Linked DNA regions of Homo sapiens: region 2 is linked to region 1. The links are chromatin loops, found by intact Hi-C in ENCODE. Cell type or tissue: endothelial cell of umbilical vein. All regions are shown on one strand. Links, peaks and the distances in the headings refer to the core of each region. The heading gives the core; the rest is flanking DNA.

Evidence for each region. Hi-C counts contacts between places; a loop is a spot of excess contacts. Peaks named below come from ENCODE experiments on the same cell type or tissue, not always from the same donor. Only the 100,000 strongest peaks of a DNase experiment are listed, where the experiment ranks them.
Region 2: it touches region 1 in a loop (4-fold over the local background); 1 of 110 quality-filtered maps calls a loop at or near these places.

What each region holds. Positions count from the first base shown.
Region 1 is chr17:2,058,745-2,075,043 of GRCh38, reverse strand. It overlaps SMG6 (SMG6 nonsense mediated mRNA decay factor), which reads left to right. Exons shown (of 19, transcript NM_017575.5): 16 at 6,113-6,266; 17 at 9,365-9,576; 18 at 9,890-9,971; 19 at 13,422-15,201. The coding sequence ends at 13,552. It overlaps HIC1 (HIC ZBTB transcriptional repressor 1), which reads right to left. Exons shown (of 2, transcript NM_006497.4): 2 at 11,803-16,299. The coding sequence ends at 16,209. It overlaps LOC107984988 (a long non-coding RNA gene), which reads right to left and starts at 3,448. Exons shown (of 2, transcript XR_001752757.2): 1 at 3,324-3,448; 2 at 2,080-3,128. RefSeq lists enhancers at 2,646-3,845, 4,216-4,275, 4,596-4,815, 9,180-9,933, 10,540-10,709 and silencers at 9,731-9,893, 15,648-15,717, 16,048-16,237, 16,258-16,299. In endothelial cell of umbilical vein, for the core only: a CTCF peak has its summit at 9,842 (motif pointing left); DNase peaks (open chromatin) are centred at 6,163, 7,293 and 9,843; H3K27ac peaks cover 4,907 bases.
Region 2 is chr17:2,184,523-2,200,821 of GRCh38, reverse strand. It overlaps SMG6 (SMG6 nonsense mediated mRNA decay factor), which reads left to right. Exons shown (of 19, transcript NM_017575.5): 11 at 12,307-12,423; 12 at 13,991-14,159. It also overlaps the pseudogene RN7SL624P. Among named protein-coding and RNA genes, the nearest start is that of SMG6-AS1, 100 kb to the right of the region's middle. RefSeq lists an enhancer at 5,640-6,141. In endothelial cell of umbilical vein, for the core only: no CTCF peak of the experiment used is centred there; DNase peaks (open chromatin) are centred at 8,111, 8,871 and 9,451; H3K27ac peaks cover 3,216 bases.

The DNA.
Region 1 (16,299 bases), core at 5,100-10,099:
AGCGGGCATCCGCCCTTCCCACCCAGACCCGCTCCAGCCTCCCCAAAACCTGAGTGCTGGGCCCCAGCTTTTGCTCCAGCACCATCCACTGGGGGCCTGGCTTCCCACAGAGTGGCCAGGCCACTGTCTGAAACGCCCTCAGGCTGCTGCTCAGAGCAAGCTCAAAGGTGTCATGCTTAGCCCTGCCCCTCCCTCTCCATCAGGAAAGGGCCTGCCTGCTTCTTTGGCTTTTTAGATCAAGTTATCAGTTAAAATTCAATCCGATTATCTTTAAGTGCCCTTCAGCTCTGAGAGCCAGTGACTGAGCCCACTGTCCCCCGAAGTCCTATGATACAACAGGCGGTATGGGAGGTATGACAATGGAAACTGCAAGAAAAGTAGGCAGTTCTCCTTGAGCACTTGACAGTCTAGTTTGAAAATAAGATGAGTCCTCCTAAAACAGTAAGAAATAGCAAACAAATTGCCATAGTTATCACTTTTAAAAAGAGTGCAAGAATATATTAAGCTCTGTGGTACATTTGGACATCCAGAAAAGGAGTTCTAAGCAGCAGTTTTTCATTTGCAGTGTACCCCAAATGAAGATGCTCCTCCTCCTGCTCCCAGGGGATGCTGCTGGTGGCTCTGCCTGCCTTTTCTAGCACCCTCAGTATCTGCCCTCGTTGGCTTCTGCTGGCCCAGGATGAACAGTTAGCCAGTGCTTATCTCACCCACTGTTCCTATTTTTATTTTATTTCCAGTTTTTCATGTACATCCACATAGTTAAGATACATATATACAATAAGTCTTTTCATAGAAATCAGAAGCGCGGGCATGGTGGCACACACCTGTAGTCCCAGCTACTCAGGAGGCTGAGGCGGGAGGATCACTTGAGCCTGGGAGTTTCAGGCTACAGTGACCTGTGATCGCACCACTGCACTCCAGCCTGAGTGACAGAGTTAGACTCTCTCTCTCTCTTTTTTTGAGATGGAGTTTTGCTCTTATCACCCAGGCTGGATGGAGTGCAGTGGCATGGTCTCGGCTCACTGTAACCGCTGCCTCCCGGGTTTAAGCGATTCTCCTGCCTCAGCCTCCCGAGTAGCTGGGACTACAGGCATGTGCCACCATCCCCGGCTGATTTTTGTAGTTTTAGTAGAGATGGGGTTTTACTATATTGTCCATGCTGGTCTCAAACTCCTGACCTCAAGTGATCCGCCTACCTCTGCCTCCCAAAGTGCTGGGATTACAAGCACGTGCCACCACGCCTGGCTAATTTTTATATTTTTAGTAGAGATGGGGTTTCACCATGTTGGTCAGGCTTGGATGAGACTCTGTCTCTTTTTTTTTTTTTTTTTTTTTGAGACGGAGTCTCGCTCTGTTGCCCAGGCTGGAGTGCAGTGGCACCATCTCGGCTCACAGCAACCTCTGCTGCCTGGGTTCAAGCAATTCTCCTGCCTCAGCCTCCCGAGTAGCTGGGATTACAGGCATGAGCCACCACGTCCAGCTAATTTTTGTATTTTTAGTAGAGACGGGGTTCCGCGATGTTGGCCAGGCTGGTCTCGAACTCCTGACCTCATGATCCACCCGCCTTGGCCTCCCAAAGTGCTGGGATTATAGGCGTGAGCCACCGTGCCTGGTCTGAGACTCGTGTCTCTTTAAAACAAAACAAAACAAAACAAAAAAACGCTGGGCACAGTGGCTTACGCCTGTAATCCCAGCACTTTGGGGGACCGAGGCGGGCGGATCACCTGAGGTCGGGAGTTTGAGACCAGTGTGGCCAACATGGTGAAACCCCATCTCTACTAAAAATACAAAAATTAGCCGGGCGTGTTGGCTCACGCTTGTAATCCCAGCTACTTGGGAGGCTGAGGCAGGAGAATCGCTTGAATCTGAGAGGCAGAGATTGCAGTGAGCCGAGATCACGCCACTACACTCCAGCATAGGCATCAGAGCAAGACTCCGTCTCAAACAAAACAAAACAAAACAAAACAAAAAAAACACATCAGTAGTCCTCTGCTCCACCCCTCCTCATCCCCAGTTCTATTTCCTGGTGGTTTCCCCCTGATATTTATGCTCTGGATATGTAGAAAATAAAAAATAGAGTTAGGAAGGAAGAAAGGAAGCTGGCATTTATTGAGTTACTAATATGTGTCAGGCACTTTGCTAGGTACTTTCATATATAAGGTGAATGTGGAAATTTCCTGTGTTACAAAGCTTCTAATTTCTGTTGAAGACATTGCTCTGGCCAGAGAGGCTCAGGGATGAATGATTCTTCACCCTGTAGAGGGAAGGAAGCAGCCGCACTCCCTATGGGAGCCCCTAAGCAGAAGGAAGACCTCAGAAGGCCCTCTCCTGGTCTTGCTCTGCTTCATGATCCAGGTTCTCCAAGTGCCACACCTCCTGTGTCAGCTCATTGAATTGCTGTTACTTGTAATGTTCAGTGTCTCAGCTTGCAGCGGTAAGCATCATAAGATCATCTCCACCGTAGAGAAGGAACTTAACCTGCAAAAGTTTTTCCTGGAGACCCAAGCCTGTTAGCTTCCTCCTTAGGTATTATTGTATATGATCTCTTTCCCAGTTCTCTGCCAGCTTGCTCCAGGAAACTCCCATACCTTAGAGAAAGTTAGTTACTTAGCACCTTCCAGAAACAGAATTATTTTTTTCTTCCACATTTTATGCCAACTTGGGTCCTTATTGCTACCAACCTGATTCAGAGTGTCCGTGTGTTGCTTGGGTTCCAAGGGCACTATCCAGGGATCACTGTGGCCCAACCTCAGCTGCTGTTAGAAGGTTCCTGTGGAACTCTCCTTCCGGGTCAGCACGCTTGACTCCATGCCAGGGCCAGTCTGTCTGAACCACAGCATTCCGGTTGCACCCCCCTCACCCCCACCAGAGGCTTCTGCAGCTTTTTACTCATACAAACAAAAATAAACCTCACTACCGGCCTCTGAACTCTGCAGCGGCATGCTTCCCCTGCTCCCCAAGTGTCCCATGGCTGCGAGTGGGGACTTGGCACTCTCCCCACCGACATCACTTTTTCACTCCCTGCGCATCCTGTGTCCTCCTCTTACCGTGCGACCCAGAGATCGGAATGGGACGTGACGGCCGGCACAGGCGCCGTGCACAGCTGCCAGGAATCTGACGGGTAAAATCTGGAAAAGTTGGGAGGGCAGATGCTAAACACACACACACACACAGCGCCACTCAGAAAGGGCCGGAAATGCAGACACCCGTAGAAGGGTGCCTGTGGACTCCGAAGCCCTCCTCCGCCTGCCACTCTTTTTAAGGGGACTGAGCCAGTCTTGTGACCCAGGTGTGACCCCCCCCGCCCAGAGGCCCACCGGTACCCCAGGAGAAAAGGGAGCAGCTTCATCTCATCTCCTGAGACTCCATGAGGGCATGCGGGGAACAGGAAGCAGTTGTTTGGTGACTCACTGGGCAGAGCCAGGTTAAGGGAAGTTGTCTGCGGGCGTCCCTGGGACCGGATGATGGCAGCACAGCTCTGACCACCCTCACGGGGCTTGGCCCCACCCCACACCCAGGGAAGCCCCCTCTGAAAGGCTGCGGCCTATTCACCTTTCTAGCTGCAAGCCAGAGCTAAGAACCCGGGGAATTTAGAGCGTCTCTGGACCTCGCTTCTAGATTTTTCTTCTGTCCTGCCATCAGAACACACAGGTAGGCTCAGTTTGTCCCCAGCATCCCTCAGCCACCTGGCTTCAAGGCTCTCCTGCCTAATTGCCAGCAATAGAGGTAGGATGGTACCAGGGCTTAGGAGCTGACTGTTCACATAGGGTAAAAAAAAAAATGGCAGCCACTTCCTTGATAGAGTCAGACCAGGCTGGACGGTTGTTTCTCAAGGCAGGAGAACTGAGATGGTAGTGGACTTGCGGGGCAGAGGCAGAGGCAGAGGCGCAGTGCAGAGCCGGACCCCCAGCCCCTGTCACTCCAGCTGCCACTGCTCCCACGTCTCCCTAAGCCATGCTTGTTCTGTCCCTGCTCACCCAGAAAGACAGATTTGAGAGCCACGGTACCAGGAGAGCATGCCTGGCAACAGAAGAGCTAGACGGAGAGCGCATGGCCTGAGAAATGAGGAACGAGAGTGCTGATGCTCCTCCGCAAGAGGAGAAAGGGCAGAGGGGTTTACTGAACCTGAGCAGGGACCATTTCCTGTTCTTACAAACTGCCCAAGCCAGGTTTGTTGGAATGCCTGTCACCCTCTAGGTGGCAGCCCTATGTAGAGGGTCAGTGACCCCGCCTCCCATGGGAAGGTAGCCCGCAGTAGTGGCACCTTGCTCTCATGAGGTGAGATCAGTAGGAAGACTTCAGCAGAGCGGGCCCCTGAGCTGCATTTCTCATGCCTGCCAGCGTTCTGTAGCCTGTGCCTTTACCAGCTGTGGTGGCAGTGGCAGCAACAACTTACTCATAGGGAGAGGTCCCTGGCAGGTCACAGAGAAGCCACCCCCATCATTTGAAGGCATGCCCTTTCAGTTTTACTGTCATTGTCAGTGAAACCTGAGCAGCCTCCTCACTGACTGTTGGTGGCCAGGACCAGCACTGTGGGCCCCATCTCGGTTGGCACGCACGTCCACTTCCCCAGCCCTGTGCCTGCATCTGGGTCTCTGCAAGTTGCTCTGTGGCAGAAGGCCATGAGAGGGTGTGACAGGGCTGGGACCTGCCCTCCTGGCCCCGCCAGGTTTGTGTGGGTGCCCTCCACCTCCCTACTCAGGGAGCATGCTGTCTGGGCAGATGCCAGCAGATCAGTTCGATTCTTGGCCATGGTCCCCAGAAGAGGAAGCAGTGCAGTAGTGGCCATGTTCTGTAGTGGCAGACATACCCAGAGCCGGTCTCGAAGGGCCGCTGCCACACGTGTAAGGCTGTCAGAGAAGAAAATCAGGCTTTTGCAAATGTGCATCTCTCGGGAACTTCCCTGAGAAATGTGAAAGTCCACAGGGAAGGCAAGCGCTGGGCCACGTGCTTGGTGAGAGGTGCTAGAGGAGGCGGTGGGACAGTGGGGCCAAGGAGACTCTTCTGCTTTTATTCTTTTGTCTACTTTTTGTTTGGCAGTTTAGCTTGCACTAGTAAGCATATGACTAGGCTGTCAATTGCTTAGTACCACGATATGGTTGCTGAAGAAGAGGCTAAGAAAAAAAGTGACAAAGTCAGTTTAAAGAAAAACGTCGAGTAAATAATAGTGTAGCTGGTACAGATTCGTGGCAAAGGAGCAGAGGTAGAACAGAAAAGACCCGTGTTTAGGAAACTGCGCTGGTCAAGGGCAAGGTGGTGGGCCATTGTGATCGACCTGGGTGTTGCTCTTTGCAGACACATGAGTTGAGTCTTAATTCATCACATTGCACGGACTTCGGCTGCTGCTGCAGGAGAATTTCGTATTATTAGCTGTCAGTATCACTTTTTTGTATAGCCTTTGAGTTCAACTTCATTGTTCGTTGTTTGTTGTTGTTGTTTTTGTTTTTTGAGACAGGGTCTCGTTCTGTCACCCAGGGTGGAGTGCAGTGGTGTGATCTCGGCTCGCTGCAGCCTCCGCCTCCAGAGCTCAGGCAATCCTCCCATGTCAGCCTCCCAAGTAGCTGGGACCACAGGCGTGTGCCACCACACCCAGCTAATTTTTTTTTTTTTTTGTAGAGACGGGGTTTCAGCATGTTGCCCAGGGTATATTTTATTTTGTTTTGTTTTGTTTTAGCTACACAGTGAAGTAAGTCAAAATAACAGATTCTGTTTGCATTTTCATGTCTAGATTGAAAAGTACCTCCTCTGTAGGCTTTCTAGATAATGTATGTGAAACCACTTTCATATCTAAGGAACCTAATTCTCCCTTGTTGAATTTGAGTCCCAGTCTTACTTTGAGAGACCTGTTATGTTGAATATCCTCAGGATCCTTTCTCAGCCCTCGGCAGGGTTGTACCCATGCCATTCCCTGGGCCCCTTGAGCTCTGTTTTTATTGCAGTGCTATGCTCAGCCCTTGGGCCTATCCCTGAGACCCGACGGGGACTGGTTATTACTGTGGAGGGGAAGAGGTTCCTAGGGGCAGGATGCTGACACACCGTAGTGTCAGGGCCCTGGCTCACCCACCTGCTTGCCTGCTCGCTGTCTGGCTCATTCACCACTCTGTCCCCATAGGCTGTCCTGGAGGACCACAGTCAGATGAGGCAGATGGAGCTCGAAATCAGACCTTTGTTCCTCGTACCAGACACCAACGGCTTCATTGACCACCTGGCCAGTCTGGCGCGGCTGCTGGAGAGCAGGAAGTACATCCTGGTGGTGCCCCTCATCGGTGAGTCAGGCGGGAAGGGCAGAGCGGCCTTGCATGTGCACAGCAGCCCCCTCCACACACGCCCCACGGCCTGGGGGCCAGGCAGGCAGAGCCCTGCTGTGCGTGTGTAAGATGGGATTTGCAGGGGAGTAGGGAACGCGTGGGGCAAAGAAAACTGTTTAATAATCAAAGTAGTTCACATTCTCATGGCTGATCCATGGCTTAAACTGCTTGAGCAAATGGACTCCTGTGTCCCAGCAACCAGAGGCTGCATGAGCCCAGCCCTTGTTTTTATCCTTATAAAGCTTGCAGTAAAACAGCAAAGCTGGTTCCCGTTATTGGTAAACACTCAGCCCTGGCAGATAACGGCAGTGCTGCTGGGTGGTCTGGCAGGGAGGCTGGGAGGATTTTGAAGTGGTTAGATGCCTTTGGTCTGATTGTCTTGTAGCTTTTCATGATCACTCTGTTGGTTCGAGGTAGCATTCTTCTGGCCAGTGTCACCCTAAGGCTAGGCCAGCAGGAACCCTCCAGAGCAAGCCCTTGGCTCATGCCTGTGGATTCCTACCACTTGGGCCCTTACCACTGTCTGGGCCTTGGTGCTGGTGCAGGGTCAGCATCTCAGGACCCAGCTAGCTTGCTTTCCCACCCTCTAGCCAGAGAGGCCCAGCTGGGCCGTCTCCACGGGACCGTCTGGGTACCCTTAGTTCTTGGAGCTCTGTGGTGGGTCAGCCTCAGGGTGGGCTCTGGGCTCTGGGCTCATATCTAGCTGATGGCCTCTGTGGAGGGAGAGAGTCTAGGAGATGATTGGGAGGCCCAGGCGTTTGCACATCCCCTTCTCAGCAGCTACTTGGAGCAAGTTTGAGAGCCTTGTCTTCTGGAAAAGCCACCAGACTGGCAGTCTGCCTGCCAAGCCACCTTTGACATCCATGCCAAGATGTTCCATTGGGCCTTCCCTCCCAGTCCCAAGTGTCTTAGTGCCAGATGGGGGTGGAAACAAAGGGCAGGAAACATCCGCCCCTGCAGAGGCTGCAGAACCCTGGGGGGTTGTGGGAAACACGTTAGCACCACCTGAGAATGTTGGCACCGAAGCAGCCCTCCTCCCTGCCTCCACCCTCCCCGTCTTCCTTCCCCTCCCCATGTGGCCTGGCCAGAACCTCTTAAATCCAGGCCCTTAGACCTAAGGGAAGGCTTTCTGCTCTTCAACAGTAGAACAGTTTCTGTCACCAAGGCAGGGCAGCAGAACCATCACGTTGTCCCAGGCTTTCCCTTCTCCTCGCTGGGGCGGGCTGCCTTGCCGGGTCATATGTCTCTCTGCTTTCCTACCCAGGAGCTTTTCAGGGGAAAGAAAGTGTTTTGCTAGATGGTCAGGAAAGGGTACAACTGAAAGAGGCTGTGGACATCTCAGGAGCCCCCTAAGAGCCGTAAGGTGCCTCAGACGCCGTCCCAGGCTGCCAGGGTTTTTTGTCACCAGGACTGATCGTACCCCAGGCTGTGGGCTGAGTCTCCTTGTTCTTGATCCGGTGAAAGGCAGGCTGTAGCCCTTGGCCCTGAGGAGCTTAGGGTTTAGTAAGGAAATCCGGATTCGGTGGGGAGGGAGCAAACGCATGAGAAAACCCAGCAGATACATGCAGGACAAAGAGACGACGCCTAAGGGTGCTGGGAACTGACAGTTGTGCTACAGCCATACAGGCCAGCCTCTCTGGACCTGCCTCAGCTGGGCAGGCTCCTGGACTCTCCCAGAGGCTGTAAGAGGAGGGCTCCTGTTTACTGATGCTTTCCTTGGTAGACTCACGTCCTGTGCCCAGAGCAGCAAAGGGTTAAGCCGCCAGCTTTCCCTTCTTGTTTCTGGTGCTCTTTAACCTGCTCTGTGCTCCGCAGACCTGACCCCAGCGTGGAGAAGCCCCGCCTGGTGCAGAAGCACAAACAAGCTTCCTCTTTGAAGCCTGTTTAGTTTGGAAGCAGGAAAGCAGATTTTGGGATAGAATACCCGTTTTTCCTGTTTGATGTTGTTTGCTGTACCATACACCCATCTACCACTGCTTCCCAACCTCAGCCATGCACTGTGTGGACACTGCAGCCTCAGGGTGCCGAAAGCATGGGCATTGTGTGTGTGTGTGTGTGTGTGTGTGTGTGTGTGTGTGTGTGTATTCCCACATGGGCCCTTTCCAGAAAGTGTCTCCGAATACCCAGACAATGAGTGCCAGGCTCACCATGGAACAGCATGCTCACGCCGGCTCCCTGAGCCATGAATCACTGCGCTAAGGAGAGGCCTCAGACCCCAAACTCTCCCAGAGCCCCCGAGGAGCACATATTTCCCACTTGACCTCAGGCTTTTGGCTGGAATTTTGGAAAGAATCTTCACCAGAAAATGAAGCCATGTCCCAGACACATAGGGAGGCAGACAGGCACACACACACACACACACAGAGACATATACACACATGTACACACATACACGCATACACATACACACATGTACACACACACATACATGTACACACGCACACAGACACATACACGCACACAGACATACACGTGCGCGCACACACACACGTGCAGTATCAGAGAAGGTAGATGTGCCAAGGTTCTGGTCTTGAGAAATACCAGGGCCTTGCAAATGAGGCTGTGACTGCCCCTTCCTCCATGGTGACCTCCCTGCACTCCACCAGTGGGGCTGGGGGTAGAACTTTACCCCTCCTGGACTGCAGTGTGTGTGGGCCCAAGGAGTTAAGGAAGGACGCCTCCCTTTCCCTCGAGCTGCTGCATACCCTGGACTCTCCTGAGGGACCCTTTCACGTGAGTCCTGTAACCAAGGAATGCAATAGAGGGACCAGATTTCTTCCTCTAAATACAGCAGCTCCAGAAGATTCCTTTAAGTTCCTCCCAAGAGGAGGGCAGGGCCCAGGAGAAGAGACAGAAAGGGAGTAGAGCCCTGTGAAATCTCGAGACACTTCTTGCCCCCACAAGCTCCCCTCCGGCCCTAGTTTCATTGGAAGACTCCTGTGGGGGAAGGATGGATTCTGGTCTGGGAAGGTGTTGGCTGGGAAAGTGAATGGACAGAGGCCTAGGATGAAAGCTGATTGCTGAGGCTGATACCTTGTGGGGCTCTATCTCATCAGTGATCAATGAGCTGGACGGCCTGGCCAAGGGGCAGGAGACAGACCACCGGGCTGGGGGCTACGCCCGTGTGGTACAAGAGAAGGCCCGCAAGTCCATCGAGTTCCTCGAGCAGCGATTCGAGAGTCGGGACTCTTGCCTGCGAGCCCTGACCAGCCGTGGCAATGAACTCGAATCCATCGCCTTCCGCAGTGAGGACATCACTGGCCAGCTGGTGAGACCCTGTGGCAGGAAGGGAAAGCCCACAGCCAGCTTCCAGAACAAGGTCTCCAGGAAGGAAGGGCTGAAGGAGGCCCATCAGCCTGGGCAGCTGAGGGCCAGCCACCATGGAGGCCCAGGTGGGGGAGTTCCTTCTCCCCTAAGTCACTCGTAGCACAGTCAGATCAGGCCAGGCAGGGCCAGCGCATGCATGGGAGGGATCGGGGAGGTGGCCCTGCCCAGGGCCCCCGAGGCAGAGGATCCCTCCTCCTCCTCCACATGGCGCCCCCTTCTGCCCAGTGGTGCTTCTCACACACGTCTTCCTCCAGGGTAACAACGATGATCTCATCCTGTCCTGCTGCCTCCACTACTGCAAAGACAAGGCTAAGGACTTCATGCCCGCCAGCAAAGGTACAGCTTTGCCTCCGCCTTGGGATCTTCCATCCCCACTGCCCTACCTCATCCTACCCATCCTCAGCCCCTGAGAAGGGCTCCACTGACTCTGGCCTGGGAAGTCTAAGGAATCAGTGCTCAGGGCTGATGTATGCCTGAGGCCCAACCTCCCTGTCCTGGCTCCCCCAGCCCCAGGGAATGCCAGGTGCACCCTGGGCCAACTAGAGATGAGCCTAGCCCAGGAAGCCCAGCCCTAGGCCGCGAGGTTCTTCACCCCGCATGCATCCGTTTCCTTTCTTGGGTGTCCTCAGTGAGTTCCGTCTGACAGCAAGAATGTCTTTATGATTCACTGTAGCTGGTGCTGGCCATGGTCTCCCGAGCCCAGCCCTCTGCAGCTCTGAGGGCAGCCCCCCAGGGGTCCCTGGGGCACACTTCCCTTTCTTGGCCATGCTTACCTTCCTACCTTCTCTGTTCACCCCTGAGTGTTTACCCTATTTCAGGCCTGGGGCAGAGGCATTTCCCCAGTGAATAGTGGGCTTTGCTTCCTGGTCTCTTTGGTCACAAGCTGTAGCACTTTGAAGGCTGGCTAGAGTTTGAGGTTGGTGAGAGCTTGAGGACTGAGCCCTCAGCCCGGTTTTCAAGACCTTTTGGGGTAAGCAGAATCTCATCTTTGGGCCAAAGGCCCACTCTGGGTTTCTCACCCAAGCGCTTGACCACCTCACCCTCAACCCTGAGCTGGCCTTCATGCCTCACCCCACAGGTCAATGACACTAGGGTTTTCTGCTCCTGGCTCCCAGGATTCTGGCATTTTTTTCATTTGGAAGGAATTCCTAGGACCTGCCAGCTCTGTGTCATCTGCAGAGCTGGCAGTTCTCACCGTTTCGTTTCTGTCTACCTATAAGTGGTCTCTTGTCATTGCCTTTCCGTCTCTGCTGCTCTCTCCTTTCTGTGCGTGTTTCTTTCTAGCCCTTGTGTTCAGGCTGCTCTGGGAGTTGACTCTCTCCTGCGTCCTCTCCCCATACAGACACAGCCCCTCACTCCTGCATGAGTCTCTTTACTAGGGGCTGGTTACGAGCCCACAGCCGCTACTCAAGAGAGGTCCTGTCCTGCCACCAGGTTTGCATGCCATATCCCTTGGGACCAGATATGAGCATTAAAGTGATAAAAGGAGACCTGGCTGAGCCAAACAGAGGAGGTTATGTTCTGTCCCCGGCAGCTCAGTAGTCTCTGAGTATCCCCTCACCCGAGGCCACCTTCTTCTCCCCTCTGCCCACCACAGCCCCTTGCCTCCCTTCACACTCTCCTTCCTCCTGTCGTCTTCTCTCGCCACCACCAACCCCACAAGCCTCTCCCTCCCAAATCCTCCAAACTCCTCCCCAGGCTGAAAGCCAGTTCTCAGCCTCCCTGCCTGGAGCTGGCAAGCCTGAGCTTCCTAGAGGGGTACCTCCTGAGAGAAAGGTAGGCGGGATTGCTGAAGGCCTTGTTGGGAAGTGTGGTTCCAGGACTGCTGGGCCCCACCCCAGCCTCAGAACTTTCTTTCTCAGAACGGACACATTTTGGCTTTGGTCCTACTAGTCCTCCCACCCCCGACTTCACCCCAAACAGCCTACAGGAACCCATTGCCATCCGGGGGACCGCCCCTATCAGAATGACATCAGCAATGGCTGGTGTAATCAAAGCCCATTTGTCAGTGTGAATTCTTAGCAGATTAACTTGTCAGATTCACAGAGAAACCGTCACTAAATGTTTATGTGTAAACGATGTTGAATTTTAAAATCATGTGGATTATGGCGGATGGGGCCTGACAAGATGACAGTCTCTGGTTTCTAACAAAGTGAAGTTACCAGTGTCAAAACAGAGGATGTTTATTGTGAAAAATGTCAAAGTATCCACAGAAACCCCTGCAGACCCCTGCCAGCAATGTCGGGCCTTGGTTAGCTGACCTAAGGCCTGGGACGCTCCTGGTTTGAGGCCCAGGGCAGGAATAGTGGGGCTGCTACAGACGCAGCCAGTCAGCTGGGAGCCCCACACAGCCCTGCATACCACCACCCCAGCCACACTTATCTGCAGAGGGGCCTGGCCCAGGCAGCTGAGTAGTCTCTGAGTATCCCCTCACCCGAGGCCACCTTCCTTTCCCCTCTGCCCACAGCCCCTTGCCTCCCTTCACACTCTCCTTCCTCCTGTCCTCTTCTCTCGCCACCACCAACCCCACAAACCTCTCCCTCCCGAATCCTCCAAACTCCTCCCCAGGCTGAAAGCCAGTTCTCAGCCTCCCTGCCTGGAGCTGGCAAGCCTGAGACTGCTCAGGTCCGACATGGATATTTGCAGCCCCCCACCCCCGCCAGCCCACGCAGTCAGTGAGCACAGCAGGACACTTCCTGTGCCTTGCTGTCTGCCGGACCTGGACCTCTGTCAGGAAATGCCCAGCCTGGGACTGACGAGTAGACCTGCCACCCAAGCAGGCCTGTCAGGGTAGGGATGTCACTTGTGTGAGTGCTTGTCCCTGGCTTAAATTCTCTCCAATGTGTTAAAGATTAGGGAGTTAGGGAAAGAGAGGTAGTGGAGAGACTGTGCTTAAAAAAAAAAAAAGTCATCTAAAAAGAATGAAAGATATCTGTGCCACTATAGCAAGACCTTTTAAGTATATACTCTGAAAGTGTGGCTAATATGATCATGATGCTGTAGGAAAAAAAGGTTATATGTCCAAGTGTATGTACTTGTAAATGTGCCTAAAGAAACCTGGAAGGATACACAGGTCTTCCCTGGGGTACAAGACGGAGAACTGGGATCATCATCTTAACTCTACTCTTCCTTTTTACTCTTCTGTCCTCTTAGAGACTTTCGCCTGTATACATGGATTACTGTTACTTAGCAGGGGCGACCGGTTGGCCAAAGCCTTGGTGTGCCCTTGGCACAATTCTGCCAAGACCCTTACCCTCTCCTCTCCTCAGGGCTCCCTTAACCCCTCTCCCCACATCTGGAAAACCCTGGATACATTTTCTGTTCCATCTTTAGTTTTCTGCCTCTGGATGCGTAAAGCTTCAACCTGCTGGCTTTTAGAGGGAGAGGACTTGTTAAAAAAAAAAAAGTGGGGTGTGGGGAGAGCGGTGTTGTGATCTGGGGGCCAGCCATGTGGTAAAAAGGAGTAGAGGTCAAGGGGCTGCTTCTATTCCCTCAGTTTAGGGTCCTGGGAGGCTGACGGGTTTGGGCAGCTTTTGGGAACTAGGCAGAAGAGAGTCCTGTATGGGAGGCCGGAGTCAAGGCAGAAGCCCAGTGCAGCCCTCTCTAGGCCAGCAGGGGAGGGTCCCCGGGGCTGAGAGCCCGGACGGAGGAAAGGACTGGTAGAAGAGCCAAGACACGGCTAGCGTGGCACCCCCTCCCCAGGACCACATTCTCCAGGGTGAGAAGAGCAGCCAGCCCTCTGCCTCCTGTCCTCAGTGACAGCCTTCTGCTCTCTCATGCCCACAGAGGAGCCAATCCGGCTACTGCGGGAGGTGGTGCTGTTGACGGATGACCGGAACCTGCGTGTGAAGGCGCTCACAAGGAATGTTCCTGTACGGGACATCCCAGCCTTCCTCACGTGGGCCCAGGTGGGCTGAGGGAGCCACACTGGGGCCCCCCCCCCGTGGAACCGTTCCTGAAAGGCCACCAGGCGCCCAGTGTAGCACGGAAGATGCCCACGTGCCTGAGCCACCAATCCACCCAGACAATAAACCATCCTCTTCCAACCCACGCCACGGCCATGCTGTGGGGGACCTGCTCCTCACAGAGCCCCTCCCAAGGATCGGGCGGAAGCTGCTGGGACCCTCCTGGGCTGCCAGGATTTAGCAGGGAGGTGGCTGGCTACAGCAACAGCAGCTGGGCAAGCCAGATAGGCCGCCCATGCTCTCAGCCTTTCTCCCTCCCCCGTCTCATTCCAAGGCTGAGGGAGGGCCTTCTCGCCTGGGGACGCAGCCACTTTCTCCAGTGGAGACAGGGCAGGGGTTCTGAGTTTCCGTCAGATGCAGTGAAATCACAGTTCCCTTTCATCTTCAGAACCTCTGTCGTGAATGTGTTCAAGAGGCTTTGGTTAAGTCAGGAAGAAGTGCCCAGGGTGTGTGTCCCCAGTCTCCCTGAGGCCTGGACTCGCCCATGAACCCAAGTCGGCTTCTAGACAGCATGTCCCTAACAGCAGCCCTGGGCCCCCACCTCTTCTACCATCCACCCCAGACTTACCACACACCCTTCCTGCTGCTCCTCTTCCTGCCCTTATCAACCTGGGTCCCTCACACTTCGCCAGTTGCGTCCCCGTGGACAGTCATGAGTCTAGAGGAAAGGGGCATCTGGTCTCAGGCCCGTGCTCTCGGGTGGCCTCCACCTGCTCCCTCTCTCCTCACTGGCCTTTCTTTCCGTCTAGCTTCCTCTTCAGGAAATGTCCTGACTCCCCTCAGCTCCCCCTTCACCCCTCCTTGCCCGCCTACCCTCCCTCCAGAATAGCCCCTCACCCTTCTTCCCCTTCTAGTTGATCCTTTTCACCTCCCTGATCCCCTTCATTTCTTCACCGCGGTTCCTCGTCATAGGGGTTCTCACTCTGAACTTTCCCTCTCTACTACCCATGGCAGGAACCTAGTACAGGTCTCCCACCCAGGGCCTTCCACCCTCGGCTCCTGTGCTGGGAGAAACTTCCAGGCGTGGACAGCCCAGCCTGAGGCATTCCAGTGCTGGGGCACCGTCGCCTAACCTGGTTTCTAGCTTTGCCCTCACTCCCCGGAAAAACTGACACTGACACAGGGGCCCTTTCCTTGCCCCTTTAGCTGGTACCTCAGTGGGGAGGCTTCCTTACCAAGAATGAGTTCCTGAAACCCAGGGCCAGAGACAAGGACAACTTAGGGGAAGACGGGGTTTTCGGTGGAGCCAGGGGCAAATCTTAATGGGACCAGTGGGGGATACCCCAGAGCCCATGGCCTGACTGCACAGCCTGCCTGGAGGATGGGTGCGCAGCTCTGCCCTCCCTGAGGCCCAGGACTATGCCAGAAGCGATGGGGTACCGTGTAGGGGAGCCAAGGCCAGTAGTTTGGGGGTAGGAGTCCCCTAGAGTCTCAGAAGACTGGGCTCTTTGGAGTACAGGGTCCCCGGCCTCTCCTTTAAGATTCTCTCCCCAGCTGGAAGGCCGATGACTGGGTGGTCGGGAGGGAGACCCAGCTCTCCTTTCTGTCCCGTTTGCAGCACTGGTTTTGTTTCCTTAATAAATTTTTAGTTATGAAACATACCTGACCTCTTGCTGATCTGTTTCTGGGACTGGGGAGGGAGGCAGGTCCAAGCCTCTGCACCTGTGTGAGGGTGGCCCTTTCTGGCTCCTCCACCCAGCGGGCGCAGCCCATCCAGGTCCTTGTGCAGGGGCAGAAGAGAGCAGCGGGGTCGGGGTCCTTGGTTACTGCTTTATTGCTGTTTGGTTCGAGTATAGAAAATGGAAGCGGCTCTGGAAGAGCCTGTGTACAAGGTAGGAAATATACAAACGAAGAGGAGGGAGCTAAAGAGACCGCGTTCCAGCCCAGCCCAGCCTGGGCTCGGGATGGGGGGCCGCCGGGGCGCATGCAATAAATATGGTCCGGGGCCGCAGGGAAGGGAAGGGAGGGCACCGCGGGAGTGGGAGACCTGGTGGTAGGCTCTTCGCCTTCCGACTCCAGAACTCCCCGCCCTTGGTGACTGAGGAAGGAAGGGTTGGCCCTGGGGCTAGTGCCACTTGTGCAAAATGAGGAACTTCACATTATCAGTCCCGGGGTGGGTGGGAGCGGGGGTGCGGGGGGCCCTCCGGCCGGCTCAGTCCCCTCCCCACTCCCCAACTCTGCCCGACGCTCCGACCCCAGCGGGGAGATTCACAGTGAGAATGGGTGTGGTCGCAAGGGCCGGAGGTAGGGCTAGGAGTGCCCCGACAGTGACACCCCTCCCCCTCTAAGAGCAGCGCGGAGCCGGGGGAGGGGGCCGACGAACCACAGGAAGAGGCGGGAGGGGCCTGGGGTCTCCTTTGGTCAAAGCTGATATCAAAAATATAAATTTCCCTTACCCCATCCCACCCCCGTCCCGGGGTTCTCCCCCGACCCCCGAGCTAAGGCACGAAGCAGTGAGGCCAGGTGAGGCCGCCGAGAGGTGGAGCCGCCACTGTGGCGACGCTGCGGTTGTCCCGGGCACAGTGGGCCCTGCGCGCCGCCCCCGCCGCTCCCTGGGGTGCGGGCCAGGGCCGCGCAGCAGCGACAGAGCGGGCTGGCGAGGGGCGCTCTAGGTGGGAGAGAAACGGTCGATGGTCCGGCCGTCGGGCCCGGCCGCCAGGTGAGCGCCCTGGCTCAGCACCTCGGCCGCCTTGTCGGGG
Region 2 (16,299 bases), core at 5,314-10,313, 130 kb before region 1:
GGGAGGATTGCTTGAACCTGGAAAGTTGAGGCTACAGTGAGCTATGATTGCGCCACTGCACTCCACCCTGGGCAACAGAGCGAGAGCCTGTCTCATTCATAAATAAATAAAATTAAATTAAATTGTGTGTATGTGTGTCTGTTTGTATATATCTAGGGCTAGGTGCAGTGGCTCATGCCTCTAATTCTTGCACTTTGGGAGGCTGAGACAGGAGGATCACTTGAGGCCAGGAGTTTGAGACCAGCTTGGTCAACAAAACAAGACCCTGTCTCTACAAAAAGTTTTTTTTTTTTTTCTGTCGTGGGTTTGGGGGAAGGGGAGGGATAGCATTAGGAGATACACCCAATGTAAATGACGAGTTGATGGGTGCAGCACACCAACATGGCACATGTATACATATGTGACAAACCTGCACGTTGTGCACATGTACCCTGGAACTTAGAGTATAATTAAAAAAAATAAGGAATACAGGGCTTAAATTCACGTTTTTAAAAAAGGTATATGCAGGTTGAATCCCTTTTAGTCTCCACTTTTCAGCAAAGTTTACCTAAAATAAAATTCATTTACTGCTGGCACTTAAAAAAAACAAAAAGTTTTTTTTGTCCAGGCACGGTGGCTCACTCCTGTAATCCCAACAGTTTGGGAGGTCGAGGTGGGTGGATCACTTGAGGTCAGGAGTTCAAGACCAGCCTAGCCAACATAGCGAAACCCATCTCTAATAAAAATACAAAAAGTAGCTGGGTGTGGTGGTGGGCACTTGTAATTCCAGCTACTCGGGAGGCTGAGGCAGGAGAATCGCTTGAACCCGGGAGGCAGAGGTTACAGTGAGCTAAGATTGTACCACTACACTCCAGCCTGGGTGACAGAGTGAGACTCCATCTCAAAACAAACAAAAAAAACAAACCTTTGTTTTTTGAGACAGAATCGTGCTCTCTTACCCAAGCTGGAGTGCGGTGGCACAATCTCAGTTCACTGCAACCCCGCCTCCCGGGTTCAAGCGATTCTCCTGCCTCAGCCTCCCAAGTAGCTGGGACTACAGGCACACGCCACCACACCCGGCTAATTTTTGTATTTTTTGTAGAGATGGGGTTTCGCCACGGTGGCCCACAGGCTGGTCTCGAATTCCTGGCCTCAAGTGATCATCCGCCTCAGCCTCTCAAAGCGCTGGGATTACAGGTGTGAGCCACTGTGCCTGGCCTACAAAAATATTTTTTTAAATCAAAATTAAATCTTTTTTATTTTTATTTATTTATTTATTTATTTATTTTTATTTATTTTTTTGAGACAGGGTCTTGGTCTGTCACCCAGGCTGGAGTGCAGTGACATAATCACTCCACAATACTGCAGCCTCAACCTCCTGGGTCTCACACTGTATTGCCTAGGCTGGTCTCGAATTCCTGGGCTCAAGTGATGCTCCCACCTCAGCCTCCCAAAGTGCTGGGATTATAAGCATGAGCCACCATGCCTGGCCAAAAATAAATACCTTAATATCCATCTGATTGATAATCCAAAGCAACACCAAAAATGCCTAAGTAGTTTCCTTTATGAAGAAAACAGTACTCAGACTCATGTTTGAAGCCGCTTTTTCCTCTGACTGCCCTTTCTTGAAGAATGTGCATACCATTGGTTTGAGATGTGTACCTTATTTTTGAGAAGCAAGAACATTTTTTAACTGCTCGCTCAGTTTCTGCAATTCATTCGTCATCTTTCTTCACTTTCTCATCACCTTCATCTTGTGCTGCTTGCTGTGGAATTTACTGATCCAGTGATTCACGGCCTTGACGATGACGTTCTCTTGCTATACTCCTTATTCTTTAGACAGAAGTTCTGTCTTCAGTGAACTTTTCTTTTTTTTTTTTTTTTTTTTTTTTAATTTTATTTTATTTTCCTTCTGGTTGCCCCTGACAGTTTCTTGTGTAAGCTGGTGAGGAGCCGCAACTGGGCATCTCCACCAGCTCAGGCCAGGCAGCAGAAGATGAGAACAAGGGGCTCCAGCATCTGGACAGGGTAATCAGCTACTGTTAATTGAGAAAGTATCCCCCAAGTGACTGAGTAACCCTTTTCTGTGTAAAACTTTCTGGAATGCTGTGTCAGATCTTCTTCGGTTTTACTTGGGTTTACTTTTTTTGTTGTGTTTACTTGTTTAAAGCTTTTTATTTTGAAATAATTATAGATTCACAGGAAGTTGTTTTAAAAATGTACAGAGAGGTCTTATGCACCCTTCACCCGTCCTTCCCCATTTTTCATGTCTTGCATAGCTTTAGTATATATCAACATCGTGAAACTGACATTGGTATCCACTGACTTTAATCAGATTTCACAAGTTATCTTGCACTTGTGTGCGTGTGTGTGTGGGGTTCTGTGCAATTTTATCACACATGTAGCTTCATGTAACTATTACTATAATCAAGATGCAGAACTTTCCCAACACTCAAAGCTCCTTCCTGCTCTATGCTTTAGAACCATCCCTACCGCCTTTCAGCCCCCAATCCTAACCCCTGGCAACCACTAATCTGTTTTCCATCTCTATAAATATATTATTTCAAGAATATTATATAGATGGGATTGTACAGTATATAACCTTTTGAAGCTGGCTTTTCACTAAGCGTAATTTCCTGGAGTCTGTCCAACTCACTGCACGTATTGGTTGTTCATTCCTTTTTATTGCTGAGTAGTATTCCCTGTATTCCCTGGTACGGATATTCCACAGTTGTTTAACCATTCACCTGTGGAAAGACATTTGGGTTGTTTCTAGTTTGGGGCCATTATGAATAAAGCTGCTATGAACATTTATATACTGGTTTTTTTTCTAAACGTAAGTTTTCATTTCTTCAGGATAAAGCCCCAGAGTTCAATTGCTGGATCATATCATAAGTGCATTTTTAGTTTTAGAAGAAACTGCCAAACTATTTTCCAGAGCAGCTATACCATTTTACATTCCATCAGCAACGTACATGTGATCCAATTTCCCAGCATCCTTACCAATATTTGGTGGTGGTACTGTTTTTTATTTTAGCCATTCTGATAGATATGTAATGAGATCTCACTGTAGTTTTATTTTCCATTTCCCTAATGGCTAATTATATTGAACATCTTTGCTTGTGCTTATTTTCTATTTGTATATCCTCTTTGATGAAATATCTGGTTTGTCTTTTTTTTTGCCCATTTTCTAAATGTATTGTTGTTTTCTTACTGTTAAGTTTTGAGAGGTTTTTTGTTTTTTGGTTTGTGTTTATTTTTCTTTATGTGTTGTTTTTTTTGAGACAGGGTCTCTGTCACCCAGGCTGGAGTGCAGCGGCACTGTCACGGGTCACTGCAGCCTTGACCTCCCAGGCTCAAGTGATCCTCCCACTTCTGCCTCCCAAGTAGCTGGGACTACAGGCAAATGTTACCACATCCAGCTAATTAAATTTTTTTTTTTTTAGAGACACAGTCTTGCTATGTTGCCAGGGCTGGTCTCAGACTCCTGGGCTCAAGCAATTCTCCCACCTTGGCCTCCCAGCGTGCTGGAATTATAGGCGTGAGCCACCGCGCCTGGCCAGGTTTTAAGAGTTTTATATGTAATCTGGTTACTAGTTCTTCGGCAGATATGTGGTTTACAAACAGATTTTCCTAGCCTATCATTTGCCTTTTCATCTTTTTACAGGGTCTTTTGCAGTGCAAAAGTTTTTAATTTTTATGAAATCCAGTATATCAGTTTTTCCTTTTATGGATTGTACTTTTGGCATTAAGTCTTAGAACTCTTAGTCCTAGGTCCTGAAGATTTTCTTCCATTTTTTTCTAAGAGTTTTATGGTCCTATGTTTTATATATAAGTCTTCGATCTATTATGAGATAATTTTTGTATAAGTGTGAAAGTTAGGTCAAGGTTTTATTGCTTTGTTTTTTTGCATACAGATGTCTAATTGCTTCAGTACCATTTGTTGAAAAGATATTCCTCCTTTTAATTTTATTTTAGAAGAGGTGGGGTCTTGCTATGTTGTTTACGTTAGTCTCAAACTCCTGATCTCAAGCAGTCCTGCCTTGGTCCCCCAGATTGCTGAGATTATAGGCATGAACCACCATGCCCGGCCCCTTTCTTCATTAACTTAACATCAGGGAGAACGATTTCTCCCGCTTTATTCTTTTTCAGAATTGTTTGAAATGTTCTACATCCTTTGCTTTTCCAGATAAGCTTTAGAATAAGCTTGTCTTTATCTACGTGAAACGTTCCTGAGATTTTGATAGCTGTTGCGTTAAACCTATAGATCTATTGTCTACATAAAACCTTCCTAAGATTTTGATAGCAATTGCGTTAAACAATTAACTGGCATCTCTACAATGCTGAGTTGCTCAGTTCATGAACATGGTAACTCTCCCCAGTTTTTAGGTTGTCTTTTATTTTCTGGGTTTTGTTTTTTTGAGACAGAGTTTGTCACCCAGGCTGAAGCGCAATGACGCATTCTCGGCTCACTGCAACCTCCGCCTCCTGGGTTCAAGTGATTCCCCTGCTCCTGCCTCAGCCTCCCGAGTAGCTGGGATTACAGGCACGCGCCGCCACGCCCAGCTAATTTTTGTATTTTTAGTAGAAACAGGGTTTCACCATGTTGGCCAGGCTGGTCTCGAACTCCTGATCTCAGGTGATCTGCCCGCTTCAGCTTCCTGAAGTGCTGGGTTTACAGGCGTTGAGTCACCATGCCTGGCTTTGTCTTTGATTTTCATCAGCATTTTCAGATTTTTAGCATAGCGTTTCCGTACGTTCTGTTAGACTTATACCTGAATATTTCATTTTCTTTGTCACTATTGTAAACGATGGCATGTTTTTCATTTTGGCTTCCACACAGTCATCATCTCTGAGCTCTTTGTGCAGCACTGTGGTTGGAGTAGTCTGAGCTTTTCATGTTCATAGCAAAGGAGAGAGGAGCAGTGGGAGTGTGACACTTGAGTCACGGGCGTGTGAAAATCAGATATGCAAACAATGTGGGCATGAGAGCAGACAGAACTGGATTCAGATCCCAGCTCTGGCACTTTCTAGCCTTGTGTTATTGGGCAGGTCATTTAGTCTCTCTGAGCCTGTTTCCTCAAATGTCAAAAAGGAGAATAATACTCAGGCAATCCTTTTGTAAAGCTTTGAGATAATATATATAAATATTGTTTGCCTAACATAGGTCTCAAAATGTCTTAGTTATTATGTCTGGCCACAGTGGAATCATGTCATTCATGGTTAGATCCAAAGTGAGAGAGGCAAGTGTGCCTACTATTATGAGCAGCAAATGTTTCTTGAACCTCTCTATGGTGCTGATTTCCAAGGATGTGAAGTCTTGACATAGCTCTTGCCCTCAAGGGGCTTATAATTCTGTTGAGGAAACCTACTGTATGAATAACAATTCCAGGACAAGGTATTGCTTGTTAAGTTCCAAATAGGTGGGCAGACAGTGTGAGTGCATCAAAGAACCTTCTCTGGGTTTTGTTTGCCCTTTTGTACCCTGTCCATTGAGGTGGCTTCTGGATGTTGTTGATGAGAGAATGTGTGGAGGTGGGAGAGGGTGTGTACAGATTTAGGGGAAGGGTGTCATGTGGGAATATGTAATTAATTTTTATACTTTCCCCAGTAAACCATCGACCCTTTTTATGATGTCATGAGGGATTCCTTAATTTTGCAGCTGCTTCCTGATTACGTCAGAGAGGAGCCTGTCACCCCACAGCCTGGAGCTGTACTCGTACAAGAATTGGAAACAAATGAAGTGCCGAATATCTAATGGCTTCCACAGGGAGCACCAGTTCAGACTTCCCAGGCCGCCTCTTGCTAGGTCTTCCTCAAGTATTTCTGACCCCCTGAAGTGTCTTTGTTCTGGAAAGACAGGACTTGGCCCAGAGCCAAGAGGGAGGGAGCCTGGGGACTCCTTGACACATACCTCTCTCCCTCCAGGTGTTTTGCAGTCCTGAGTTTCTTCCCCCTTACTTGGATCTTGTTTGGTGAGTTGTTACTCTTCTTGAGTTTTCAGGATCCTCTGGAACCTGCCGAGAATACACGTGAGAGTCTTTGACCTGCTCCAGCAGTCTTCACCCCTACGTACCCCCTCAACAGCATTATCTCCAGCCTCTTTTGATGTTTCTTTCTTTTTTTTTTTGTTTTGTTTTGTTTTCTTTTCTTTTGGTAGAGACAGGGTCTTACTCTGTTGCTCAGGCTGGTCTTGAACTACTGGGCTCTCAAGCAGTCCTCCTGCCTCAGCATCCCAAAGTGCTGGGATTACAGGCGTAAGCCACCATTCCTGGCCTCTTTTGATTTTCTTTCTGCGGTAATTTTCATATCTGTGCACTGCTTTTCATTCCCTCTTCTACCTCTATTATAAGAAGATGTTACCCTTACTTGGCATTATAAACTTTATGAGTGCTTTACATGTAATTTCGCTTGCTTCAAACAAGTTCATGCTCTCTTAGCTTCCCAACTGGTCTCCCTCATTGTTACCTTTTTCCAGCTACCCTAATTAGTCCTAAATGCTTTAGCTAGATTAATCTTTATAAAATATTCACTCATTGCTTCATCCAAGAACATTGAGTGAGTGCTCCCTCACTGTTGAGTCAAGTTCATGTTCCCTGTTCTGGCATTGCAGGCCCTATACTTTGTGGTTCCAGGTAGAGCACAGCACACACAGTACTTGCGTGCCTCAAGTAGTACATGTGGTCCCCCCTGCATCCACCAACTCCATCATTGTTCATCTCTTCCAGCCCACCTTAGAAATGGTCTCTTCTGGCCGAGCATGGTGGCTCATGCCTGTAATCCCAGCACTTTGGGAGACCGAGGCAGGTGGATCACTTGAGTCCGAGAGTTCGAGACCAGCCTGACCAACATGGTGAAACTGTGCGTGCCTCTAATCCCAGCTACTTGGGAGGCTGAGGCGGAAGAATCGCTTGAACCCAGGAGGCAGAGGTTGCACTGAGCCACAGTTGTACCACTGCACCACTCCAGTCTAGACGACAGAGTGAGAATCTGTCTCAAAAATAAAGGTCTCTACCATGAAACCTTCTCTGTTACATGCTAGCTGAAATGGTTTCCTCTCCCTCTGGTGACAGAAACATCTTACTTCCATCTTCCTTATGATATGTAGTACATTGTCTTGAATTATAGTTACTTGAGTAGGTATGTATTCTTCCTGTCTTCCTTATTAGATTATCTTCTTCTCCCAGACAGGATCCTACTTTCCTTTATATCCTCCACAATTGGGCACTCAAGTGTTTTCGGAATTAATGGGAGAAGTCATTTTGTTAGAAGATTGGGATTTCCTTTGCCCCCATATTTCCCTACTTTCAGAAGAGCTTTAGAAGAAAATCCAAAGGGAACACTGACAGCGAGGGCTCCTAGGGAGGAAATTACCTTCCACCTTCTTCTGTCTTGTCTTGGTGCATTAGGCCGTTCTTGCATTGCTATAGACAAATACCTAAGACTGTATAATTTATAAAGTAAAGAGGTTTCATTGACTTACGGTTCTGCAGGTTGTACAGGAAGCATTTCGGCTTCTAGGGAGGCCTAAGGAAGGCTACAATCATGGCAGAAGGCGAAAGGGGAGCAGGCACTTTACATGGCGAAAGCAGGAGCAAAGAGTGGGGCAGTCCCACCTACTTTTCAAGGACCAGATCTTGCAAGAATTCAGCCACTACCACATAGACAGCACCCAAGCCCTGAGGGATCCACCCTGCCATCCAGACACCTCCCACCAGGCCCCATCTCCAGCAGTGGGGATTACAATTCGACGTGAGATTTGGGTGGGGACAAATATTCCACCATGTCACTTGGCTGTATCAGTTTAGGGAAATGTTATGACTTGCTTTACACTCAGTCAGCCTCTGTTTTGCCATTGTGCATGAATAATTTGCTTGGGTGTATTAGTGCCTGATTCTGCTGACTCATTCGTTCTGCTCCTCAGGGAATAAAATGATGAAAAGACATCTCTGCTTTTGCTCTGAGATTTTGTTTTTGTCTCGTTCCTATACAGCGACTGCTTCCTCTACCTCCTCTTCAGCTAGCAGCTGCCACGGGGAACTCTGTGGCTCAAGCAGCAGCAGTTGAAAGATACTCTCACTGCCCACTTCCTGTAGACAAGGAGGTTTTGGTGGGCTGCTTAGGAACTGTGCCAGCCTTGTGTCTGACTGGTAACTGACTCATGAGAAAAGCAGCCTTATGTCGGAAAGATAAGGGCCAACAAATTGCCTCCAGGTGGTGGTAGTTTGGAGGTGACTGACCATTCATTTCCTTTCTTTGGGAGGAGACAGTGGGGAGGGAATTGGTGAATAAGTGGTCTTGCCTGCGTTTTTCTCCAGCTCTTAGTGATGCAGCCAGGCAGATAGTTGGTTCTCTGGGCTGGAATGGCTCGTGGACCCCAGTGCCCTCAGAATCCCCTCTGCTGCTATCAGAGCATCAGACTTAGGTGTCATCCATCCTGTGTCTTCTCTTCATTACTCTTCTTATGCTCTTGCCAGGAAACTGGCTGTGTGCACCAAGGGAACTCTGATAGTTCCATCGCTGCCAGATTTTTCTGTGACCAACCAAACTCCATCCCACTGGTACTGGTTTCCTTCAAATCTCTCCCTGATGGCAACACTGGAATTGATCAGAAGCAGTGGTTCTGAACCACCATCCCTTGGCTCGGCTTAGAGGGCCCAGGCAGGTGGGCCTGCCTCCCATCCCCTGCTCTTCCCTCTCCGCCCCTCCTGCCTCACTCCCATTTCCTGCAGGAGGATGCTTTGCCATCCTGGAGCTGTCAGGCACAGCTTTGCTTTGGCAGCACCGTCGCACACATACTGGTGGGAGAGGGGACGTGTTTATCACTTTTCCTGGAGATTATCTGTTTAAGCACTTCTCTGACAGTTACAATAACAAGGGCAGTGTGTTGTGTTTCCCAGCAGAAGGACACTTGCTGTTGAAAGATGTATAGCACTAATTAGAAATACATAACATCCGGCCACATGGCAGCCTTCTCCCGGCCGCTCCATTTCCTGATTTCATGCAACTTTGACGACAGTTGGTTTATGTTTTCCATGAATATATTCTCAGAAAAACGAGAAAGTCTCCCTGTTACATAGGAGCAAGAAGAATATTTCTGTCCGAGCCGGTATTTGGCCATAGGAATAATAGGAGCTGTGGTCACCTGCCCACATGTGGGAAGGAGCAGAACCAAGTTCAGACCTCAGGTGACTTTCTTATTAAGAAATATTTCCGTCTGACTTCCTTAGCCAAAACCCTTACCCGAAACCCTTAAGCAAGTCTCTGCTTTTGGAAAGAAGGGGAAAGGCTGTTTCACAGTGTTAATGAGTTCCTCAGCTCCTGTCATGCTCCTGCTACCTGACACAAAGCCAGAGGAACCCAGGCGAATACCAAGGCAAACAATGCCTTTTCCTCCCCCACCCCACATCACTTGTTGGCTTGGCCCAGCCCAACACTAGGGATATATATGGGCATTCATCAGACTAGGGCCAGTTTCCTAGATCTAGCCCCAAAGTGGGTGGACTCTGGGAATCTAGATGCTGTTTTCCTACCCACTTGTGTAACGGTGAATGCTTTCAGGGAGTAGCGTCTTACGGTTTCTAGCCTGTGGAAGCCTACGTGAGGCCAAGAGCAGCCCATGAAGATGCTGTGCACTTAGTGCATGTCTCACTTGAGGCACTGGATCCAAGTTGCCGTGGATACTTGGATAAATAACAATTTTCTTTACCCTATTGAAAGGTCCTACGGTTGCAGAGACCATGTTTTATTTGTAACTGTGTGCTCCATCATACCTAGTACAGAGTCTGGAACATTCTACATGCTCAGTATGTGCTTGAGGTACTACTGAGCCATGGAGAAGGACAGGCCTTCCAGGAGGTGCTCTAGGTAACATGGCCAGTCAGAGGCCTGACCAACACTCAGACATGCTGACCCCCTTGATCGTTTGTAAAATCTCCACCTGCTTGATTACAGCAGAACAGTTACTGCTTAATACTCCGCATCAGATGGACCAGACACATAAGCAGGCAGTGTTATTTCAAGCCTTTCTTCAGGAGGGGGTTAGGGGATGGGGAGTTGAGGTGACATAACCGTCACCAAGGACAGAGCAGTCATGAAGCTGCCTTCTAGCTGCTGCCCTGGGAGGTGGCTGAGCACTTTCAGATCTACACCAAAGAGACTCCAGCTGTTGCTACCTTGCCTGGTCTCCAGACCTTATTGCAGGAGCCTTTAGAAAAGGAGCCAACCTGGAGTCCACGAAGACCGCAGATCCCATTGTTGTTAAGCAGCCATTCTCCCTCTGAGCCCTAGCCCCCACCTTGAACTCTGAGAGACAGTCTAGCTTGTGATTGCCATTTGTCATAAATACAGAACTGGGCTTGGTGAAAGAAACCTCCCCTGTCTTATCCCTGTCCAGGGTCATGGGAGTGTCTTAGTGTAGCCTGTGCTTCATAAAATGCCAGTCTCTTGGAGCCAGGACACCCCCCTCCATCCCTTCTAGCCTTCTGAGTGCAGGTAACTTCTGCTTAGTTGATGAGGAGGCACTAATGTTTACTCAGAGTATCAGCTACCAGGATGTGGCCTCCACTTGTCTTCTCCCAACTCCCTCTTTTCTGGACTTACTCCCTTCTTCCCGGCTCTGTTGCTAGTTAGAGGCAGGATGTTGTCCGGGCGTGGCAATGGCCTGGACTGAGCTGGGCGGTACTGACAGTGCTGCTGCCTATGGGGAGGGTGAAGGGGAGAAGTTGGTAACTTTTCTTGACAACTTACATATCTCCCCCTTTCCTGCTTTCCATCCTCCCCTCTTCTTGGCTCTTGCATGCTTGTTTTCTTTGTAACAGAGGTTTAGGGCCTTAACAGGACAGGAGTGAGACTGGTCTATTCTAATCACATGGATTGTTACCACTTCCTTAACTGCCTGCCACAGTTGAGCTGGAAAGTCAGAGGGTGACATCTGGGACCAGTGGGCATCTGGAAGGTTGGTGGGAAAGCCACAATCAAAGAATTACTACCCTGGATGCTATTCGTTTGTTGGGCCCTTCTGAGCAGCAGCCTGCTCCTTCTTACACCCAGTACTTTCAGAAGTGGGTTGGGGCTGGCTTTGTGTACTCCAATCATACTTGCTCCTGGGGCAAAGATGGTAAGGAATCACTGTGGTTGGGTATTGTCTCCTGGAGTAACAACTTCAATGGGGCCCCATTGACAAGACTGGTGAGCTGATGAGAGGGCTCCCCTTGGCTACTGAGGTTAAAATACAGGCAGGGACAGAGATCAGACATTCAGCTGATTATCCTTTTAACACTTGGAGATTCTGAGAGTTCTCCTGTATTAGAGAGGGAATTCACAGATTAGCTGCTGCCAGAGCTAGTGAGCCTGGCCCCTGATTCTGTCTCCTGTGGGTATGTGGTGTCTCCTCCTCGGAGGCTGTGTGGTGGACTGCTGCCTTCTGTGTGTCACCAGCTCCTCTCGAGTTCAGATGACGTGGCTTTCAGGGAAGGCCAGTGATGAAGAGTAGGTACAGGCAGGCTTTTGGGAGTATGCCACATAGCTCCCACCAAAGAATAATTCTGCCCACCAAAAAGATGGCTCCTTTCGGTGACCTGGAGCCAGAAGGAAGTTAGTTAGCCAGGCTGAAAAAGTGACGGGAAGAGGGTACTGGGATTGGGAGCCAGGTTTATTTTTTAGCGCTAGGGGAAGGAATTTGTGAAAACAAAAGCCAACACTGATTAAGTGCTTATTATGTGCCAAGCACTGTTCTGCATAAAATTAACTCATTCCATGAAAGTAGGTTATTTGTGTCATGTGTGTTTTCTTAGGAGGAGGGACATGGAGGAAGTAAGGATGGGACTAAAGGTTGGTGATTCAAGAAGATCATTTTTAGACGAGATCGGGCGCGTTCAGGGTGGTATGGCAGTAGACAGAAGATCATTTTTAAATGTGTATTTTTCCAATCTTAACTGATGACTGTGCTCCTGTTAGTTATACACTAGAGAGACTGAGTTAATTAAATCTGAGTTCTTGTTACGATGGCTTTACATTATCAGTAGGCAGCTAAAGGCAGAGACCATGCAGCTCCAGCTCAGACTGCCCTTCCTGAGGTAACCGTTCCTGGGAAAGTGATGTAGAATTGACAGAGGTGACCCTTATCATCTTATCAAACACATATCCATATGCCAGACCTCATGGTAAGTGCTTCACATGCATTTTCTACTTGGCCTTATGACCACTCTGAGAGAGGGAATATCACTAGCCCTAGTCTTCAGTGAGGAAAAGGAAGCTCGGTAACGTGGCCAGTGATGTGCATCTTGTCCGCCTGGGGCGCTGAGAGTTTCATTTGCCTGTCCGCAGACTGCTTCTCGGAGGAGTGCCGCTCTGTGATCCAGGAACAAGCCGCAGCTCTGGGCTTGGCCATGTTTTCTCTACTGGTCCGCCGCTGCACCTGCTTACTTAAGGAGTCCGCCAAAGGTAAGCAGGAGGAGTCCCCAGCCTGGTGGGCTTTCCAGTTGCCTGGCCTTGTCCAGACCTCACAGTGCCATGCTGTTTTCTCGGTGTCTTCTCCCTGTAGTCTCCATTCTTCCTCTTACCTACATGCCCCTCTTCCTTTTGCCTGCCTAACTAGTCCCATTTCCTTTTACAGTCTGATTGCCTCTAAGGCCCTCTTCTCCTTTTTGTAGAACCCTTTCCTCTCTCTTTTCTCCTTTAGTAGTTAGGATTTTCACTGTACCTATGAGCTGCTGCATGTTCCTGCATCTTCAGGAAACCAGAAAAGTTAGTTTCCATAATCGACGTTGTGTTTTCCCCTTTATCTCTTTGTTTCTGTTTGTGTGGTACCTGGTGAGTTCTGTAACCGCTGTGGACCAGCCATCATGGGAGACTCACTGGACCAGATAGAGCAGGTGCTATTTTTAGCCCTTAGGTTGAGACAGTATCCCATATCCTTTAAGGCTGCCCTTAGAAGTCTAAGCCAGATTGTTGTAGCAGTAGAAGGTAGGGCTGAAGGTTACACCTTTCTTTTCAGCTCCTAGATCAATATTAGTGACTTAATGAGACCCCACTGTCACCCCATGCCGCACCAGCTTTGTGAATGCCTCCAGCTTCGGAGGCTGCCTTTTTTTTTTTTAGGGACAGAAGGGCAACTTTTTATTTTGAAGTAACTTCATATTTACAGAACAGTAGCCAGAATAGTGCAGAGAACTCTTACATACCCTTCACCCGGATTCCCCAGTTAACATTTTACCATATGGGCTTACGTTCGTCTTTCCATACACACATACTTAAGGTTATTATTTTTCTTCTGAACCATTTGATTTTTAAGTTACAGAGTTGCGGGCCCTTTACCCCCAAATACTTGACTCTATATTCCTAATAATAAGGATATTCTCTTAACAACGGTTATCAAAATCGGAAGTCAACATTGACAAAATACTATTATTGCATTCACAGACCTTACTTAGTTTGTGCCAGTTGCCCTAATTTCTTTATAGCAAGGGGAAAAAAAAGTTGTTTTCTGCTCTGGGATCCAGTGCAGGAGCACACGTTGCATTTAGATATCATCGTGTCTCTTTAATGTCCTTTAATTTGGGATGGTTTTTCTGTCTTTCTTTGTCCTACATGTCCTTGTCATTTTTGAAGAATATGAAGCATTTGCACAGTGTCCCACAGTTTGGGTTTCTCTGGTGTTTCCTTGTGATTAAATTCAGGTCATGCAGTTTTGGCAAGAACTCTGGTGCCATCTTGGTACTGTGCTGAAGGAAGGCTGGAAGGGTGGGCTAGAGGCCAGAGTAGAGGCTTCAGCCAAGCCACAGGTGAAGCAGAAGCAGTTGTGTCCAGGGGCAGACCCAGTACACTGGTTCTCTCTTTGTCCTACTTTTCAGAATCCTCTTAGGTGCTGGCGCTTGTCCTCGCTTCTGGGCCTATCTTTCCTGTGGACTTGGTCTCCCTTCCCTAAGAGCTTGCTGCCGTCCCAGCGCCCCAGGCCTCACTCGGGGGCTACAGCAGACATAGGCCCAGTTCTCACCCTTTGCCTCTGCAGCTCAGCTGTCCTCTCCTGAGGACCAGGATGACCAAGACGACATCAAGGTGTCTTCCTTTGTCCCGGACCTGAAGGAGCTGCTCCCCAGTGTCAAAGTCTGGTCAGATTGGATGCTCGGCTACCCGGACACCTGGAATCCTCCTCCCACATCCCTGGATCTGCCCTCGCAGTGAGTTGACCTGCCCATTGCTTCAGCACCACTGGCTTGGGCCTGCCCGTGTTCCTACAGCTCCCCTCTTCATCCTGCTCTGTTTCTTTCTGCCCACAGCCTGCCTGCCTCTCTATTTCTTCTTTATTTGAACTTTTTTTGAATACCTTCCCTATCCTCTGATGTTTTAGGTTATTTTTTCCTGTTCTCCAGGCCTCTTCCCCCTCCTCTCACACTCTCTTTTTCCTCTCACTCTCCATTTTGTTATTTGTTCTTGCTCTCGTTCCCTCATCCTCACTCCATATTGTGCATACTCACCATCTCTGCAGCTGCCTCTGGAGTCTGGATTTGTGTGGATATGTGTGTGTGAGACTTTGTATCTTCTCTTATTAGTTTTTCTGTGCATCTTGCTTTTTTTTTTTTTTTTGAAACAGGGTATCACTTTGTCACCCAGGCTGGAGTGCAGTGGCATGATCTCAGCTCACCCAGGCTGGAGTGCAGTGACGCGATCTCACTGCAACCTCCACCTCCCAGCTCATGTGATCCTCCTGCCTCGGCCTCCTGAGTAGCTGGGACCACAGGTGCACACCACCACGCCTGGCTCATTTTTTGTATTTTTCGGTAGAGACAGGGTTTCGCCGTGTTGCCCAGGCTGGTCTTAAACTCTTGAGCTCAGGAGATCCACCTGCCTCAGCCTCCCAAAGTGCTGGGATGACAGGCATGACCCACCATGCCCAGCCTTCTCTGCATCTTTAAGGCTCTCTCACTGCTGCTTGTGCTGTCTTCTGCAGTTTGTCTCCTGGCATGGCAGCGTGTGGGGAGGCTGAATGCATGCACATCTCTCTTCCATTCACTCATGCCCTGTCTTCTCACCACGTCCCTCCCCTCGCCCCCTGTCTTCTCACCACGTCCCTGCCCTCGTCCCCGTCTTCTCACTACACCTCGCCCTCGTTTCCGTCTTCTCACCATGCCTCTGCCCTCACCCTCATCCCCTGTCTTCTCACCATGAGCCTGCCCTCGCCCCCTGTCTCTGTGTGTCAGTCTGGCATCTCTCAGAGCATTTGTGTATAGCAGAGAGCATTTGTGTATTGGGGGCGGGGGCAGGTGTTGGAGTCTGTGTGTCTGTCTGGGTGTATTTACGTAGATCAGTTTATGTGTTTGTATACCTTTTTCTTTTTCTTTTTTTTAATTGTGGAGATAGATGTAACATTTGCCATCTTAACTATTTCTAAGTTCGGTGACATAAATTACATTTACAGAGTGTTGTGGAACCCCATATGGTTACTTCTTTTATCTTTGTCTATATCTGTGTCTGGGTTGTGTCCGACTCTGTGCTTGTCTAGGTCCATTTGTCTGTGTGTCTGTAAGTCTGTGTGTGTCTTAGTGTCTGTATCTGAGCGCAAAGTTCTGTGTGTCTGCCTCTGGGCGCTTGTCTAGGGGTCTTTCCGTGTGCCTGGTCCATGTCTGTCTGTGTTTACTTGTCCATGTGCATCCATCCAACTGTGGCCACGTGTGTTGTTATCTGTATGTGTTCATGTGGGATGTCCGTATCTATGTCTGTATTTGTGTCTATACCTGTTTGTGTCTGTATATCCTTGAGTATATATATCTCTGTATGGGATTCATGTGTCCCCAAGTAGGTTTCTTTCAGTGTATGTCTGTGTTTTCATGTCTCTGTGTCCACATCTATAGCTGTCTTTTTTTTTTTTTTTTTTTTTTTTTTGAGATGGAGTCCCGCTCTGTCTCCCAGGCTGGAGTGCAGTGGCATAATCTTGGCTGCAACCTCTGTCTCCTGAGTTCAAGCTATTCTCCTACCTCAGCCTCCCGAGTAGCTGGGATTACAGGCACCTGCCACCACACCCGGCTAATTTTTGTATTTTTAATAGAGACGGGGTTTTACCACGTGGGCCAGGCTGGTCTCAAACTCCTGACCTCAGGCAATCCACCCGCCTCAGCCTCCCAAAGTGCTGGGATTACAGGCGCATGAACCACCGTACCCAGCCTTTTTTTTTTTTTTTTTTTTTTTGAGACGGAGTTTTGCTCTTGTTGCCTGGGCTGGAGTATAATGGCGCGACCTCAGCTCACTGCATCCTCAGCCTCCCATGTTCAAGCAGTTCTCCTGCCTCAGCCTCCCAAGTAGCTGGGACTACAGGCATGTGCT